Linked DNA regions of Homo sapiens: region 1 is linked to region 2. Evidence: read pairs that join two places in POLR2A ChIA-PET (ENCODE). Cell type or tissue: endothelial cell of umbilical vein. All regions are shown on one strand. Each heading gives the region's core, and the rest is flanking DNA. Links, peaks and the distances in the headings are about the cores only.

Region 1 (8,326 bases), core at 311-8,310, 210 kb after region 2:
GCCTCAGGCTCCTGAGTAGCTGGGATTATAGGAGCCCCCACCACGCCTGGCTAATTTTTGTACTTTTAGTAAAGATGGGGTTTCGCCATGTTGGCCAGGCTGGTCTCGAACTCCTGACCTCAGGTGAGCCACTGTGCCCAGCCATGATGACAATTTTTAACAGCTATTTTAATCCACACTTACAGTCAGGATAATTCTTGCACAGACCCAGTTGGTTAAAAAAAGAAAAAGAAAATTTTAAAGGGTAATTTATTTTTCAAATGGGCAATATACACACTTTTATAAAATTCAAAATGTGTAAAAGCAATATATATAGTTCTCATTCTCACCCCTAAGCTTTCCTTCCTAAAGGCAATTATTTATTAACTAGTTTCTTGTGGGTTTTTTTTTTGTTTTTTGTTGTTTTTTTTTTTTTTTTTTTGAGACAGAGTCTCACTCTATCACCCAGGCTGGAGTGCAGCGGTGAGATCTGGGCTCACTGCAACCTCCGCCTCCCTCGTTCAGGCAATTCTCCTGCCTCAGCCTCCCGAGTAGCTGGGACTACAGGCGCGCGCCACCATGCCCGGCTAATTTTTGTATTTTTAGTAGAGATGGGGTTTCAGCATGTTGGCCAGGCTGGTCTCGAACTCCTGACCTCATGATCCGCCCACCTCAGCCTCCCAAAGTGCTGGGATTACAGGTATGAGCCCCTGTGCCTGGCGTTTCTTGTGTATTCTTGGGAGATATTTTATGCACATGTAAAGATGGATAGTTACGTGCTTTTTCTTTTTTAAAAAAGATCTGTTTCTGAATCTGAATGTCCTGTGTGTGTGTATGTGTGTGTGACAGAGTCTCGCTCTGTCACCCAGGCTGGAGTGCAGTGTCACAATCTCAGCTCACTGCAACCTCCGCCTCCTGGGTTCAAGCGATTCTCCTGCCTCAGCCTCCCCGGTAAATGGGATTACAGGTGTGCGCCACCACACCCAGCTAATTTTTGTATTTTTTTTAGAGATGGGGTTTCACCATGTTGGTCATGCTGGTCTCGAAGTCCTGACCTTGTGATCCACCCGCCTTGGCCTCCCAAAGTGCTGGGATTACAGGTGTGAGCTACCGTGCCCAGCCCAAATGTACTTTTAAGAATAAAAAACTGGCCAGGCACTGTGGCTCACACCTGTAATTCCAGCACTTTGGGAGGCTGAGGCGGAAGGATCGCTTGAGTCTAGGCATTAGACACCAGCCTGGGAAACATAGTGAGACCTTGTCTCTGCATTAAAATAATAATAATAATAATAATAGGCCAGGTGCGGTGGCTCACTCCTGTAATCCCAGCACTTTGGGAGGCCGAGGTGGGCAGATCACGAGGTCAGGAGATCGAGACCATCCTGCTAACACGGTGAAACCCCATCTCTTCTAAAAATACAAAAAAAATTAGCCCGGCGTGGTGGTGGGCACCTGTAGTCCCAGCTGCTCAGGAGGCTGAGGCAGGAGAATGGCGTGAACCCGGGAGGCGGAGCTTGCAGTGAGCCAAGATCGTGCCACTGCATCCAGCCTGAGCAACAGAGCAAGACTCCATCTAAAAAAAAAATTACATTAAAAAAAATAATAAACAACTTTGAGATAGGGTATTACAGTAACATTTAGTGTACAATTTGAGTTTTGACAAATATAGTTGTCCAATCTCTACCAAAATAATGATTTTGAACATTTCTATCACTCCTCAAATTTTCTTCATGTCTCTTTTATAGTTATTCCCCCCTCCAACTCCCTCCAGCCACTGGAACCATGGATCTGCTTTCTGTCACTATAGTTTTGCCTGTTCTAGAATGTCATATAAATGGAATCATACATCATGTAGCCTTATGTCTGGCTTCTTTCACTTAGCAGTATGCTTTTGAGATTCAGCTGTATCAGTGCCATCAGCCAAGGAAGTGTTGAATGAGTGTGTTAAATGTCTATTAGCCTAAGTTTGGCTTAGGGTTTTAAAATTATATTGGCTCCTGAAATGGACTGATGGATCTTGTATTCTGCTTAGATAAATCTTAGCTCTTGAGTTAAAAACCTTGATGTTATTCAGCATGGAAAAAAGTAACTCAGTTTGAAAGGGGCAAAAGATTAAAGCGAAATCAAAAGTAAAATTCCACTTAATGAACATGGCAGGACTTCAGAATTGTTCAATTGTTAAATTGTTAAATTCAAGTTATATTTTAATTAACAACCTGTTGCTATAGCAATGTCTTAAATAAAGCCAGGTGTTCTTAGTTATACCAACCTGTGCTGTCAGTAATATTTGAGAATGGGAACTATACAGTAGGCTATTACTTTTTTTCTTGAGATGGGCAGAAAATCTCTATTTTAGAGACATAAAATCTAAAATTTGAGATATTTGAGTAAGTTAATCGTTATCTCAATCCAGAGCCTTCTTTTTATTCAAACTTTATTTCTTTTTTTTTGAGACGAAGTCTCGCTCTGTCGCCCAGGCTGGAGTGCAGTGGCGTGATCTTGGCTCACTGCCAGCTCCACCTCCCGGGTTCACACCATTCTTCTGCCTCAGCCTCCCGAGTAGCTGGGACTACAGGCACCCGCCACCATGCCTGGCTAATTTTTTATATTTTTAGTAGAGATGGGGTTTCACCATGTTAGCCAGGATGGTCTCGATCTCCTGACCTCGTGATCTGCCTGCCTCAGCCTCGTGCTGGGATTACAGGCATGAGTCACTGTGCCTGGCCCTTTTTCAAACTTTATTTCTGTACTTTATGCTTTGTGTACTCCAAGCTTACAGACAGGATGAAACGACATAAGAGTCTAAATGGTTTTGGATTTAAAAAATCTTAGACTTTACTGTTTTTACTCTTGTAGTTTTAAAGTATAATCAAAACTAGTTCTTCTTGAGAACTTTCTTTTTGTCTCAAAAACCAAGCTGAGGGGAAATGGAATATAGTATGATTTCCTGCCTTGTGATTTTTCAGGCATCCTCACCCAATAACAAGTCTCAAGTTTCTGGGCTTTTATGTTTAAAAAGCTGAGAAGCTGGTAACTGGTTGTAAAGCATTATTCCAGGTAGACCAATCTCTGACTACAAAGCCTTTTTTTTTTTTTTTTTTTTTTTTTTGAGATGGAGTCTCCCTCTGTCACCCAGGCTGGAGTGCAGTGGCATGATCTCGGCTCACTGCAACCTCCCTTTCCTGGGTTCAAGCATTACTTCTGCCTGAGCCTCTCAAGTAGCTGGGATTACAGGCGTGTGCCACCACTCCCAGCTAATTTTGTGTTTTTTTAGTACAGATGGGGTCTTGCTATGTTGGCCAGGCTGGTTTCAAGCTCCTGGCCTCAAGTGATTGGCGCCACCTTGGCCTCCCAAAGTGTTGGGATTACAGGTGTGAGCCATCGCTCCTGGGAACTACAAAGCTCTATGGTGGCTTTTATTACTTCAGTCAGCCTTTTAAAATATATTCCTTTTTTTTTTTTTTTTTTTTTTTTTTGAGACAAAGTCTCGTTCTGTTGTCCCAGGCTGGAGTGTAGTGGCATGATCTTGGCTCACTGCAACCTCTGCCTCCTGGGTTCAAGCAATACTCCTGCTGTAGCCTCCCGAGTAGCTGGGACTATAGACATGCACCCACTACGCTCGGCTAATTTTTGTATTTTTAGTAGAAATGGGGTTTTACCATGTTCACCAGGCTAGGCTGGTCTCGAACTCCTGACGTCAGGTGATCCTCCCACCTCGGCCCCACAAAGTGCTGGGATTACAAGCATGAGCCACTGTGCCCAGCCTAAAATATATTCCTTCAAAGTTTTTTCTACTTTTAGAACCCTGGTAGTGGACTTCCACTGAAAGCATATCAACTTGTCAGATGGTCCAGTATAATTTTGGAACATTTATGACTTTAGGAGCTTGTCCCAAGTGTAACCTAATAGTTTTGAGGTACAAAAATTGGCCTTAAATTTTTTTTTTGAAAAATAATAAATGAAATGTTTACATTAAAACAATTTTGGCCAGGCGCGGTGGCTCACGCCTGTAATCCCAGCACTTTGGGAGGCCAAGGTGGGCGGATCACCAGGTCAGGAGATTGAGATCATCCTGGCTAACACGGTGAAACCCTGTCTCTACTAAAAATACAAAAAGTTAGCCGGGCGTTTGGGTCGGGCACCTGTAGTCCCAGCTACTCGGGAGGCTGAGGCAGGAGAATGGCGTGAACCCTGGAGGCGGAGCTTGCAGTCAGCTGAGATTGCGCCACTGCACTCCAGCCTGGGCGACAGAGCAAGACTCCGTCTCAAAAAACAAACAACAAACAAACAAAAAAAACAGTATTTTTGGCTCTTTAATACATAATACATGTTTTTTGTTTGTTTGTTTTTTTGAAATGGAGTCTCGCTCTATCACCCAGGCTGGAGTGCAGTGGTGCAATCTTGGCTTACTGCAACCTCCGCCTCCCTGGTTCAAGGGATTCTCCTGCCTCAGCCTCCTGAGTAGCTGGTATGACAGGCATGTATCACCATGCCCAGCTAATTTTTTCTATCTTCAGTAGAGACAGGCTTGTTGGCCAGGCTGGTCTCGAACTCCTGACCTCAAGTGATCTGCCCGCCTCAGCCTCCCAAAGTGCTGGGATTACAGGTGTGAGCCATCACGCCCGGCCCATAATACATGACACATGTTTTACCTTCCTGATTGTATTTATTTGCTAAGCTCTGAACAAAGCAAAAATGACCCACTTTAAAAAAATACACATTGCCTTGAAGAATCCAAAATACCTTAAAGATTCACCAATCTACTCATCTCTTACTCTGAAGGAATGCTCTTAAGAGAGTTTCACCAGCAGGACAGAGAATATTGGTAACAATATAAACTTTAGTAATGGATAAAAGGTACATTTATGTTGAATATATTTCTTTTCTTTCTTTTTTCTGTAGGAATTGAATGATCTGGCACGGGACCCTCCAGCACAGTGTTCAGCAGGTCCTGTTGGAGATGATAGTAAGTATTTAAAAGGAATAATGGAGTAATAGCATAACAGTGGTTATTTTGTGTGAAGAAACAATTATGGTATAGGGAAGAGGCAGTGTTTAACCCTTAGTGGCCCATGAAGGGAGCAACTCTATGTTCATCCCATTATCATCTGTGTTGTTCATTACATTTTGAATCTTCTGCCAGGTATTGGCTATGTAGTTGTTCTAGTCCTCTCCTACCTTACCTTCATCCCTTCTGGGTATTTTCCTGGAGTGAAATATTTAAGCTTTTACCTACAACTAGCTATTATTCTTGAGTAAGATAATACTAAGGATGATAGTATGTGTGTCTGTGTCTGACTTTCTACTGACTCATACTTGCGAAATCAGGTCTTTATTTATTTTTTTCTTGAGACAGGGTCTCGCTCTGTCAAGCCCGGGCTGGAGTGCAGTGGCGTGATCTCAGCTCACTGCAGCCTCTGCTTCCTGGGTTCAAGTGATTCTCGTGCCTCAGCCTCTCGAGTATCTGGGATTACAGGTGCATGCCACCACGCCTGATTAATTTTTGTATTTTTAGTAGATTCGTGGTTTCGCCATGTTGGCCAGGCTGGTCTCAAACTCCTGGCCTCAGGTGATCCGCCCGCTTTGGCCTCCCAAAGTGCTGGGATTATAGGCATGAACCACCACACCTGGCCAAAAGCAGGTCTTTATTTTTAATGTCCAATTTATCTGCTTAATTTTGTCTAAAAAGATGATCTTAATGCATACATTAGATGATAATTTCCTCTTTGTTCCACTTCATTTCAACATAATTTTTTCCCATATAGTGTCTTTTAACTTTTTTTAAAGAGGGGATATTTGAATGAGACTATGCTATGTGATGTAAAACTAATTCACAAAAAACTGTAACATTTGGTTGGGTGTGATGGCTCATGTCCCTAATCCCAGCACTTTAGGAGACCGAGGCAGGTGAATCAATTGAGCCCAGGAGTTCAAGACCAGCTTGGTCAACATGGTGAAGCCCTGTCTCTACAAAAAACACACAAAAAAATTAGCCGGGTATGTTGGTGCATGCTGGTAGTCCGAGCTACTTGGAAGGCTAAGGTGGGAGGTTTGCTTTAGCCTGAGCCTGGGTAGCAGAGTTTACAGTGAGCCAGGACCATGCCACTGCACTCCAGCTTGGGCGACAGAGTGAGACGCTGTCTCAAAAAATAAAAACAGGACGGGGCGTCATGGCTCATGCCTCTAATCCCAGCACTTTGAAAGGCCGAGGCGGGCGGATCACGAGGTCAGAGTTTGAGACCATCCTGGCCAAGATGGTGAAACCCCGCCTCTACTAAAAATAGAAAAAAATTTAGCCAGGCATGGTGACAGGCGCCTGTAATCCCACCTACTTGGGAGGTTGAGGCAGACAACTGCTTGAATCCAGGAGGCAGAGGTTGCAGTGAGCTGAGATTGTGCCACTGCACTCCAGCCTGCGTGACAGAGTGAGACTTACTCTCAAAAAAAAAAAAAAGAAAAAAAAATTTGTAACATTTAACAAATATTTTAAAGTATGCATACTTACAAACACTTGTGTAAATATGTAGATTCAGACCAAAATGAGTACATGGTTAAATTAGCTTATGTTTAATATTTTTTTGTTTGTTTGTTTTGTTTTTTAAGATGGAGTCTCACTCTGTTGCCCGTGCTGGAGTGCAGTGGCGTGACCTCGGCTCACTGCAAGCTCCGCCTCCTGGGTTCATGCCATTCTCCTGCCTCAGCCTTCCAAGTAGCTTGGATTACAGGCACCTGCCACCACACCTGGCTAGTTTTTGTATTTTTAGTAGAGACGGGGTTTCGCCATGTTGGCGAGGCTGGTCTTGAATTCCTGACCTTAGGTGATCCACCTGCCTTGGCCTCCCAAAGTTCTGGAATTACAGGCGTGAGCTACTGCGCCTGGCCTCAAATTGTTTTTTCCTGATTTTTCTTAATAATGTTGTGTCTGGGCCCAGCCCAGTGGCTCACACCTGTAATCTCAGTGCTTTGGGAGGCTGAGGCAGGCAGATCACTTGAGCCCAGGAGTGCGAGACCAGCCTGGGCAACATGGTGAAACCCTCTCTCTACAAAAAAATACAAAAATTAGCCTGGCCTGGTGGTGCATGCCTGTAGCCCCAGCTACTCAGGAGTTTAAGGTGGGAGGATCGCTTGAGTCCAGGCAGTTGAGGCTGTAGTGAGCCAAGGTTGCACAACTGCACTCCAGCCTGGGCAACGGGAGCGAGACTCTCTCAAAACAAAAACAACAACAACAACAACAAAAAACGGAAAAAAAGAATGTGTCTGGTCTGCTAAATCCTGAAGAATCAAAGCAAGGCCCTTTCACAAGGATTACTTTACAAATAGATAAATATTATAAATTATGAGTCTAAGTACATGTCATGAAAAAACTCATTTACATTATTATATTCTGACTTACCTAGCGTGAGTAACTATAGTATTTGGTACCAAACAAGGCAGGCTAAGTACTTAAACTATACAAAATAATTTAGTAAGTGCTGTTACACACGTTGTCTCATTTAAGCCTTACAACAACTCATTTAGGTGAGTGGAGTAGAAATTTTAAATTGTTTTAGAAAAAAGTCCCATGAGAATCTCATGGAGATTCTCCATGTGAACTCACTCTCAGGTTTTCTGATTCTAGTTTGTCCTTCCACTGTATCATATGGGCCACATACATCAGTGTACTCTTTCTATTCAGTTGGAAAAGTGCTTTTAGGTAAATTCCTCCAAGTTAAGAATGGCTGAAAATCTTTAATTAAAAGTGGTTGGAGTCAGGGGATTTGATTTCAATTTTGAAGTTTTCTTTAGCATGCTAAAGTAATTTGTCTTTGCTTTGCTTCTGCCATAGTTAGCACTATACATTTCTTTCTCAGGTTGAAAAATTGTTCCCTTTGGAGAGTTAAATAAAACTCTCCCACAGCCGAGTGCGATGGTTCACGTCTGTAATCCTAGCACTTTGGGAGGCCAGGAGTTCAAGACCAGCCTGGCCAACATGGTGAAACCCTGTCTCTACTAAAAATACAAAAATTAGCTGGGCGCGGTGGCGCCTGCCTATAATCCCAGCTACCTAGGAGGCTGAGGCAGGAGAATCGTTGGAACTGGGAGGCGGAGGTTGTGGTGAGCCGAGATCCCGCCACTACACTCCAGCCTGGGTGACAGAGTGAGACTCTGTCTCCGAAAAAAAAAAAAAAAAAAAAAAAGGCTGGGTGTGGTGTCTCACGTCTGTACGCCTGTAATGCCAGCACTTTGGGAGGCCGAGGCAGGTGGATTACCTGAGGCCAGGAATTCAATCAAGACCAGTCTGGCCTTGAACTCTGGTGAAACCCCGTCTACTAAAAATAAAAATACAAGAAATTAGCCAGGTGTGGTG
Region 2 (8,326 bases), core at 172-8,171:
ATGTTCTGTCTCTCTCCCAGGGCTTGGCCAGATCAGAGACACTCACAAACGAAACTGAAAGTTCTGGTGCCACCGATCTCCAGTTCCCAGACCTAGGTGGGGTCCAGGGCTTCTTTACTAAGGAAAAGCCCCAGCCAGAAGAATTTCCAGAGAAAGCAGGACTGAGAACCAAAATGTTGAATCTGGCTGGTCAGAAACCCAGGGCCCATCCATACCAGCTGGGGTCAAAGGCAGAGTGTGGAAAATGAACAGCCATTGGGTGTAGACCCAGTGAGACGTGTGTTCTCGGAGGGGTGCAGATAGCATGGAGTGGCTGGAATAGGTGTGCCACAAGGTGGCCTGCGTGCACAGTTTTCCTTGGTTCTCTTTTCTCATGAAGGCTCTGAAGACCTGGGATGTCACTGAAACCACCTTTGCAAAATTATGACTGAGACAGTGAAAGAGATCTAACTTAATCAGTTCCATCTTGCTTCTAACCTCCAAGTTGTCTTTCTTCATTCCTGAGTGTAGGCTGAACTAACCTTGGGAGAAACTTAGTTTTTAGTTTATAGTCTAAAACAAAGACAATAACAGCCCTTTCTCAAAGCAGACCTCCTTCTTGCCTGAGGACTAGATTGCCTTTGTAGGATGGAGCAACATTAGCCACAAGATGAGAAATTTTGGTTTAGGAGTCATGCAGCTAGAGGTTACAAGATTCTGACCCTCTCTAAACTGCTCCTAAGATCAGTGCTTGAGATACTTTGCAGACCCTGCACTTGATAGATCAGCTGGCATCACCCAGATCCATAAATTGGCTCGTTGGGACTTGTGGCCTCCACCTAGGAACTGACTCAAGGCAAGGAGACAGCTTCAACTCCCTATGATTTCAGTCCTGACCAATCAGCACTCCTGGCTCACTGGCTTCCCCGCCATCCACCAAGTTGTCCTTAAAAACTCTGCTCCCTGAATGCTTGGGGAGACTGATTTGAGTAATAGTAAAACGCTGGTCTCCTGCACAGCCAGCTCTGCGTTAATTAGTCTTTATTGCAATTCCCCTGTCTTGAGCAATCGGCTCTGTCTAGGCTTGAGCAAGGTGAACCCTTTGGGCGATTACATCACCACACCATTGATGGCTCCCTCTTACCTCTGGAAGTTGTAGGGATGCAAATTTGGCCTTCTGTAGGAGGGATGTAATATTGTGAAATATATATTTGGTCTTTGACCTCTGTTTCCTGGAGTACAATTTCTAAAATCTTAGAATCCCCAAAATGATGTCTTCTTGTGTGCTAATGATTGACTGATGGCTGGCAGCCCCTAGGGTAGCTTCAGGACAGGGGCTGGTCACCAGAGAGACCAAGGCAGGATTTCAGCCTCCCCTCACCCCCCATCCCCAGTCAAGGGAGGGCAGACAGGTTGGAGGGTAAGTTGTTCGCCAATGGCCAATGGCTTAATGAATCATACCTACGTAATGAATTATCCACAGAAACTCAAAATTGCAGGGTTCAGAGATCTTCTGGATAGCTGAACACGTGGAGGTTCCTGGACGGTGTTGCATCCATGGAGGGCATGGAAGCTCCGAGCCCATTCCCCATACCTTGCCCTACACATCTCTGCATCTGTATCCTTTGTAACATCCTTTATAATAAACTGGTAAACGTTTCTCTGAGCTCTGCGAACCACTCTAGCAAATTAGTTGAACTCAAAAGAGGGGGTTGTGGGAACCTCATCTTGAAGCCAGTAGGCCAGAAGCTCCAGAGGCCTGGAGTTGGAACTGGTGTCTGAATGGGGGACAGAATGGTGGACTGAGCCCTCAGCCTGTGGGATCTGACACTATCTCCAGGTAGATAGTGCCAGAATTGAATTTTGGAGGGCACCCAGCTGGTGTCAGCTGCAGAATTGCTTGCCTGGTGTGTGGGGGAAAGCCCCCACGCATTCGGTCACAGCCATCTTCTGTGCTGTTGTCGAGTGAGAGAATAGAAAAAGCATTTTGAAGGCCGGGCGCGGTGGCTCATGCCTGTAATCTCAGCACTTTGGGAAGCCAAGGCGAGCGGATCACCTGAGGTCAGGAGTTCAAGACCAGCCTGGCCAACATGGTGAAATCCCGTCTCTACTAAAAATACAAAAATTAGCCGGGCATGATGGTGGGTGCCTGTAATCCCAGCTACTCAGGAGGCTGAGGTGGGAGAATCGCCTGAACCTGGGAGGTGGAGGTTGCATCGAGCCAAGAACACTGCACTCCAGCCTGGGTGACAGAGTGAGACTGTCTCAAAAAAAAAAAATTGATTTTGAGAGTTTTTTTTTTTTTTTCACAAGGGACATCAGCAGAAACACCAATGTCTGCACTCCCAGCCCCACAAGCACCTTTTGCAGAGAAAAGAAGTGAGGTCACTGGGTTTTATTTGAGTCCAGAGGGGAAGGCGTTGACTCCCACCCAGGCCCGAGTGCCCTGAGGCTGGAGGAGGGAGGCAGGATGGCAGCACAGAGCAAGGGCTTCCTGCCCTCCTGGCTGCCTGCAGACGGGAGTGGAGACCGTCAGAGCAAGCCCCAGCTTCTTTCAGAGGAGGGTAGAGTCCAGGACTAGAGCTCTTCTCTTGTGGCTGACACCTTCTCTGAGCAGGCCCCCTGGGGTCCCCCACATAGCAATGCCTCCAGAGCCCCTCGGCCTTGTTGGTGGGCTTCATAGATCTGGTCTTCTCCAAACTCCCCCAAGTAGTGCAAACATGTCCTGGAGAGCCTAGGGGAGCCCAGCAGGAGCCTCAGATGCTGCCCAGCCCACAGTGGGGCAAACCAAGGCTCCAGGAGCTTCATCCTATCCCCAAGCCCCGGGCATCACCTGGTAGGCCAGGGGCCCCCTGTGACCATCACGCTGATGCTTGGCTCTGGCCCCTCGCTAAGTCCTGGGCCTGTGAGACGTTTCACTTGGTCCACTTCTCGAACTCCGTAGCTGGTGGCAGTGGAGAGGAGAGGAGTACAGTTTTGGCAGGAGCCCAGCCAGGGAGAGACCCATCTCCACAGCAAGCTGGACATGCTGGGCATTTGTGGAATTCAGAGAGGGAAAGCCCCTGGCCCAAGGTCACAAGGTGACCTTGTCCACTGGCCCTCTGCTCTCCCACTTGCTCTCAGCTCCAGAGCCCAGACTTCATCCCAGCCAGCCCCTCCCTTGGACCAGAGTCCTAGAGGAGTGTGTGTGTTGTGTGAGCGGCTGAGTGGGAATCTCCACCCACCAGGCCTGCCCTTGGAGGAGGGAGGTGGGGGGCAGGATTGGCAACTCACTCCTGCCAGTTCCGGGAGCAGCTCCGGTCCAGGACATCCGTGTAGACCAACTCGCTCAGCTCCCGCCGCCCCCCAGAGTTTGAGGTATGAAGTTTGGTCTCTGCCTTTGCCAGATTTTGCCACATCTGGAACAAGGAGGGACTGGGAGGCAGGGCCTCAGGACTGCTGCTCAGTTAGGGGGAGGTGGGGAGGATAGGAGCAGAGTCTCTGGGGAAAATAAAGTGGCAAGAGAGCCGTTTGAGCAGGAAGCACCTGTGAGGCTGTTGCATGGCCCCTCCCCCAGCCCCCAAAGCTCTCTGGGATGGGGATGGGGGATGGGAAAGAAATGCTGAAGTGGTAGGTGAGGCCTGGGCACTGGGGTCCCTCGTCCAGGGCACACCTGCCCAGTGGCAAGTGTCATTTTATTTTTATTTATTTATTTATTTAGAGAGAGTCTCACGCCGTTCGTCGCCCAGGCTGGAGTGCAGTGGTACGATCTCAGCTCACTGCAGCCTCCACCTCCCAGGTTCAAGTGATTCTTCTCCCTCAGCCTCCCAGGTAGCTGGGACTACAGGTATGTGCCACCACACCCGGCTAAAATTTTGTATTTTCAGTAGTGACGGGGTTTCACCATGTTGGCCAGGCTGGTCTCGAACTCCTGAGTTCAGGCGATCGGCCCCGCTCAGCCTCCCAAAGTGCTGGGATTACAGGCGTGAGCCACCGCGCCCGGCCGGCACGTGCCATTTTAAACCACAAGAGCAAGGTAAGAAAAACTGGAGCCCAATATTCAATCACACAAGTACTCCCAGGCCCCCACCTCACAGAGACACTGGCACGCAGGCATGCTCAGCAGGTGTGTGTGTGAAGCCAGACACACGCATACTCACGTGCAGGCGCTCACACGTGTGCACTTGCACCATGTACACATAGCCAAAGCCGCCCCGTCAGGGTTGGGGAGGGAGTCCGGACTCAAGGATGGGCCTGGAAAGGGAGAAGTCTAAGGACAAGTGAGTGATTCCCTGGGGTCTCAAAATACTGAGGAGGTCTCCCAGATTGTCTGCTGTTAGGCAGGCAGATGGGTAAACTGAGGCATGGAATATATGAAAGGCTGCATCTGTGGCTTGATGCCCAGTGGTAGGGATTGGGGATCAAAGGCCGGTGGTGGAATGTGAGGTGGGTGGAGGGGTCTGGCTTGAGAAGGGGTGTGAGCAGGGCAGGGTGACAGTGGTGAAGGACTCACCTGGTAAGCCACAGCTCTGCAGGCATCACAGCGCAGGTGAGCGGGCATGTGGGCTGAGTACATCTCCTCATCATCCAGTTGTGGGGCTGTGGCTGTGAGTGGCGCCCTGTCCCCGAGGCCCCCTGGGATGGCCCAGGCTCCCAGCAGCAGCAGCAGCAGTGGCAGTGACAGCCTCATGGCCCCAGGAGCCAGTTCAGCAAGTGTAGTCTGTGGTTGAGGTGCAGATGTGTGTGTGCTTGTGTGGTGTGGGGACCGCCACAGAACACCTGGCCTAGACCAATGGGGAACTGACACCTCACCCCTCCCATCCTCCTCCCACTCCCTCCTCCAGGGCCCCGAAGATGCCACGTGGGCATTGTCCTCTAGCTGGACCCTGGCTCCAGCCATCTCAGCTCCATTTCACAGATAGGGAGCACTGAGGCAAGGAGAGGGGCTGGGCCTAGGCAGGAACACATAGGGGCCGATACTGCCCACATCCTGTGATCTGGCCAAGTGGCAGGCACTGTGCTGAGTGCCTTGTGGGAAGAGTTGGTTGGCTGCCGTCATCTTTTTTTGTTTCATTGACCTTTCTGAGAAATGAGACTGTCATGTTTATTCTGCCTCTTCCGACACAAAGGCTCAGAGAGAGGTGACAAATCCAAGGCCACATAGCTAGAGGGGCCATGCTGAGAAACCCAAGCCTGATTGACCCCAAGGCTCCCTGGCCACTCAACCACCAGAAGGAATGAGGTGTGGCTGCCAGCCTCCTGGGAGGCAAGTTCAGGGAGACAGGGATGCTACAGTGTTTCCAAGACACACATGGTCTCCTTCCCTAGCCCTGAGGTCCCCTCCACCCAGGCCATACCCAGGCGTGGAAGGGCACTGTGGAGGGTGTTGAGAGGCTGTGGCAGGAAATCAGGCACCTCACACCAGTTATTTCAGCCATGATGGCTCCATGGTCAGTGATTTATTACACACCAGGATGAGGTAAAGACACCTGGGGTGGCCCCAGGGCCCTCCATGCCATCGGAGCTGGCATCTCCAGCTAGAAAATGGCCAGTTGTTCTGATTCGTAGCTCTCCTAGTCAGCTTCCAGTCCAGGGCAGAGGGCAGGGACTGCTAGGGACCTGGGCCCCCTGACAGGCCTGGAACAACGAAGGCATCCATCCCCATCCCTGCCACTGCTTCTCATGGAAACTGTCCTTCCCAAACTCATCACATCACACACCAGGCTGGCAAGGGCCAGCCATTTCCGGTTCAGAACTATATACAGACCCCCACGCACACCACCTCCCACCTCATGCAGACCCCCCTCATCTCCCTCAGAGGCTCCTGGAATCTCAGGGCAACTGAAGTGCAGGCTCTGGGCCCTGTCCCTTGCTGTGACTGGTCTGTAGGGCCAGCCCCTCTCTGGCCATTGTTGCCACATCTGTTACTGGGGAGTGGAACCTGCCAAGAGCTTCAGATCCCTCTGGATACTCCACCAGGGGTATCGCTTCTACTGCTGGCCCTAACCCACCTTCTGGCCACACAGAGGGGTCAAGAGGCTCCTGTGGGACAAGAGCCCAACCCTCCCTCTTCTCAGAGCTTCCTGATGACCATTTCACCTACTCCCGATGTAGGGGGTGGGGGACTGAAGCCCCACCCCTGGCCCAAAAATGAGTCAGCTCAGCTCTGAGGGCCAGGCTCCCCATCTTCCCACCCCAAGTTCCAGGCTAACCCCCAACCCAGGCCCTCCCTGTATTCCTTGCTTTGCCTCCACCTGCTGTCCCCCGCCTTAGCTCTTTCTCGGAGCCAGCCTGGCCTGGGCTGTACTGGCCACTTTCCCCCCAGTAACCTCCAGGGCCAAAGCTCAGCTCCTCTTCCTAAGAGCAGACTCGACAGCCAGAGTCCTTCCTGCCACCTCACCAGGGGCACTGGCCAGCCTCACCTCAGCTGGGCCCACCATCAGGGAGGGCAGACAGTTCCCCGCCCTGTCTCCTGCTGCTCCCGTTCCTGCTGCCCCACGGCAGCCACAGCACCTCCTCTGATCGGCTCCTGGGGACAAGCCCAGGGATGCCTCACTTTCCCTATTTGCTTGCCCGCATATACACATATACACACACCCACACACCACACCACACCACGCCCTGGGAATGCCTGGGAAAGGGATACATAATTTTGTTGGGGGAGGAAGTAGGCAGCCACTTCCTGGGTGACTCCAGCTCCACCAGCCTCGGGGCTCAGATTCATTCTCTGAAGATCACTTCCTGTCCGACGACTGACTGGGATGGGTTAAAGACAGAGGCGACGGAAGGAGAGGAGGGTAGGGGCTTGGATGCCAGAACCTCCCAGGCATCCAAGGGCTCCAACTCCATGGGGATCGGCCCGGGGCCTCACAGCGGGAACAATGAACCCTTGCCGGGCTGGGTGGGACCTGAGCTGGAGGGCGGCGCACAGAGGAGCAGAGGAGGTGCGGGGTTGGGGGTCCCGCTCACCGGCAGGTAGTAGGTCCCGTCCAGGGGCCCTGCCTCAGAGACCCAGGGTAGCTGGGGGCTGCCGAGGGCCTGCGGGCCCGGGGACGGTGGCAGAGAGAGGCTGGGTATAGGCCCATAGGCGGGCGGGTAGAGGCCGAGCCCCAGGGCCAGAGGGGTGTAGACGCGGTGGGGCGGCCCGGGAGACGAGGGCGGCAGCAACACCTCCACGTACTGCCCACTCTCAGGGTCGAAGAGCACCCGCAGCCGAGGCTGCCGCGGCGCCTCCACAAAGTAGTAGCGGCCGCTCTCGGGGTCCACCAAGACCTTCCCCAGGGGCGCGGCCCCGGGCTGCCTGCGCGCTCCCTGGGAGGGGCTTTGCGGGGACCGGTCCGTGGGAGGCGCCGAGGCAGCGCGGGGCTGGGCTGGGGCCGTCCTGCCCGCCAACGCCAGGGGCTCCCGCGGGAGTGGCGCCTGGACGGCAGCCGCGGGCTCGGGGGCCGTAGGTGGTGTCTTCGGTTTGGGTGCTATCCCAGGGCTCGGGCTGGCTTGCATCTGAGGGGAGCCGGGGCGGGGCGATCGGACCCCTGCTGGCCCTACGGGGGAGCGCTGGGATGAGCTGCGGGCGCCGCCTAGAGGGCTGGTCCGACCGTCGCCGTCGGGGACCAGGCGCTGGGCCTCTACATCCCTGTTCTCTCCTCCAGGGCCGCGCGCTCGCACTCGCGAGGTTACCTCGGGCCGGCGACCCAAGGCCAGGGCCCCAGGCAGGCGGATCTCTGTGCGCTTGAAGGGCTTCGCCGTGCTGTTCTCTGCCCTCCGCCGCAGGACCCCGTTGGGCTGTGAGGCGTCCCGGGCGACCGTGTCGAAGGACGGTTCAGGAGGCTCGTAGGGGTGCGGCACCACCGGTAGAAAATCCTTGATGAAAACGGAAGTGTAGTGAGCCGGGGCGGGGGGCCCCAGTGCTGGCGGCTCTTGCGTCTTGGATTCGCCGCCCTCCTCCCCGCAGGGGTCGGCAGGAGGCGCAGGCAGCCCAGAGCCTTGTGCTCCTGCCGGGAAGCCTGGCGCGTACGTGGTCTTCACCAACTTGCGCACGTCTCGAGGCCGCGGAATGGCCATGCGCGGGCGTCCCGAGGCCGCCTCTCCAGGACCCAAGACTTCCGGGCACTTATCCGCGTCCAGGGTGCCCACAGGGTGGCTGCCGGGCGGCTCGGGTGCTGCTACCTCTGGGGACTGCTGACTCCCTCCAAAGGCAAGATCTGAAATTTCCCGCGTGGATGGACTCTGCATCTCTGTTGGTTCTGGAGTGCCGGGTGCGGACGGTGTAGGCGGTGCCAACTCCTCCTGAGTTAACCCATTCTGAGCTTCCTGAGTAAATGCTATCGATGAGCCCGGCCCCATGGGATCCCATGTCTCTTGGGGAGAT

Evidence for each region. ChIA-PET counts read pairs that join two places held together with the same protein. Peaks named below come from ENCODE experiments on the same cell type or tissue, not always from the same donor. Only the 100,000 strongest peaks of a DNase experiment are listed, where the experiment ranks them.
Region 1: POLR2A ChIA-PET joins it to region 2 with 10 read pairs; 3 of 35 experiments call an interaction of 5 or more read pairs at or near these places.

What each region holds. Positions count from the first base shown.
Region 1 is chr5:139,595,491-139,603,816 of GRCh38, forward strand. It overlaps UBE2D2 (ubiquitin conjugating enzyme E2 D2), which reads left to right. Exons shown (of 7, transcript NM_003339.3): 2 at 4,882-4,945. Among named protein-coding and RNA genes, the nearest start is that of UBE2D2, 38 kb to the left of the region's middle. RefSeq lists enhancers at 7,621-8,121, 8,122-8,326. In endothelial cell of umbilical vein, for the core only: no CTCF peak of the experiment used is centred there; no DNase peak of the experiment used is centred there.
Region 2 is chr5:139,385,209-139,393,534 of GRCh38, forward strand. It overlaps MZB1 (marginal zone B and B1 cell specific protein), which reads right to left and starts at 4,705. Exons shown (of 4, transcript NM_016459.4): 1 at 4,472-4,705; 2 at 3,253-3,377; 3 at 2,813-2,923; 4 at 2,259-2,713. The coding sequence starts at 4,648. The coding sequence ends at 2,557. It overlaps PROB1 (proline rich basic protein 1), which reads right to left. Exons shown (of 1, transcript NM_001161546.2): 1 at 5,384-8,326. The coding sequence ends at 6,826. It also overlaps a transcript of SLC23A1 not described here and a transcript of SPATA24 not described here. RefSeq lists enhancers at 1,410-1,529, 2,772-2,821, 2,842-3,389, 3,390-3,937, 3,938-4,485 and 5 more and silencers at 5,842-5,891, 7,162-7,571. In endothelial cell of umbilical vein, for the core only: CTCF peaks have their summits at 7,537 (motif pointing left) and 7,739; DNase peaks (open chromatin) are centred at 3,243 and 7,533; H3K4me3 peaks cover 917 bases.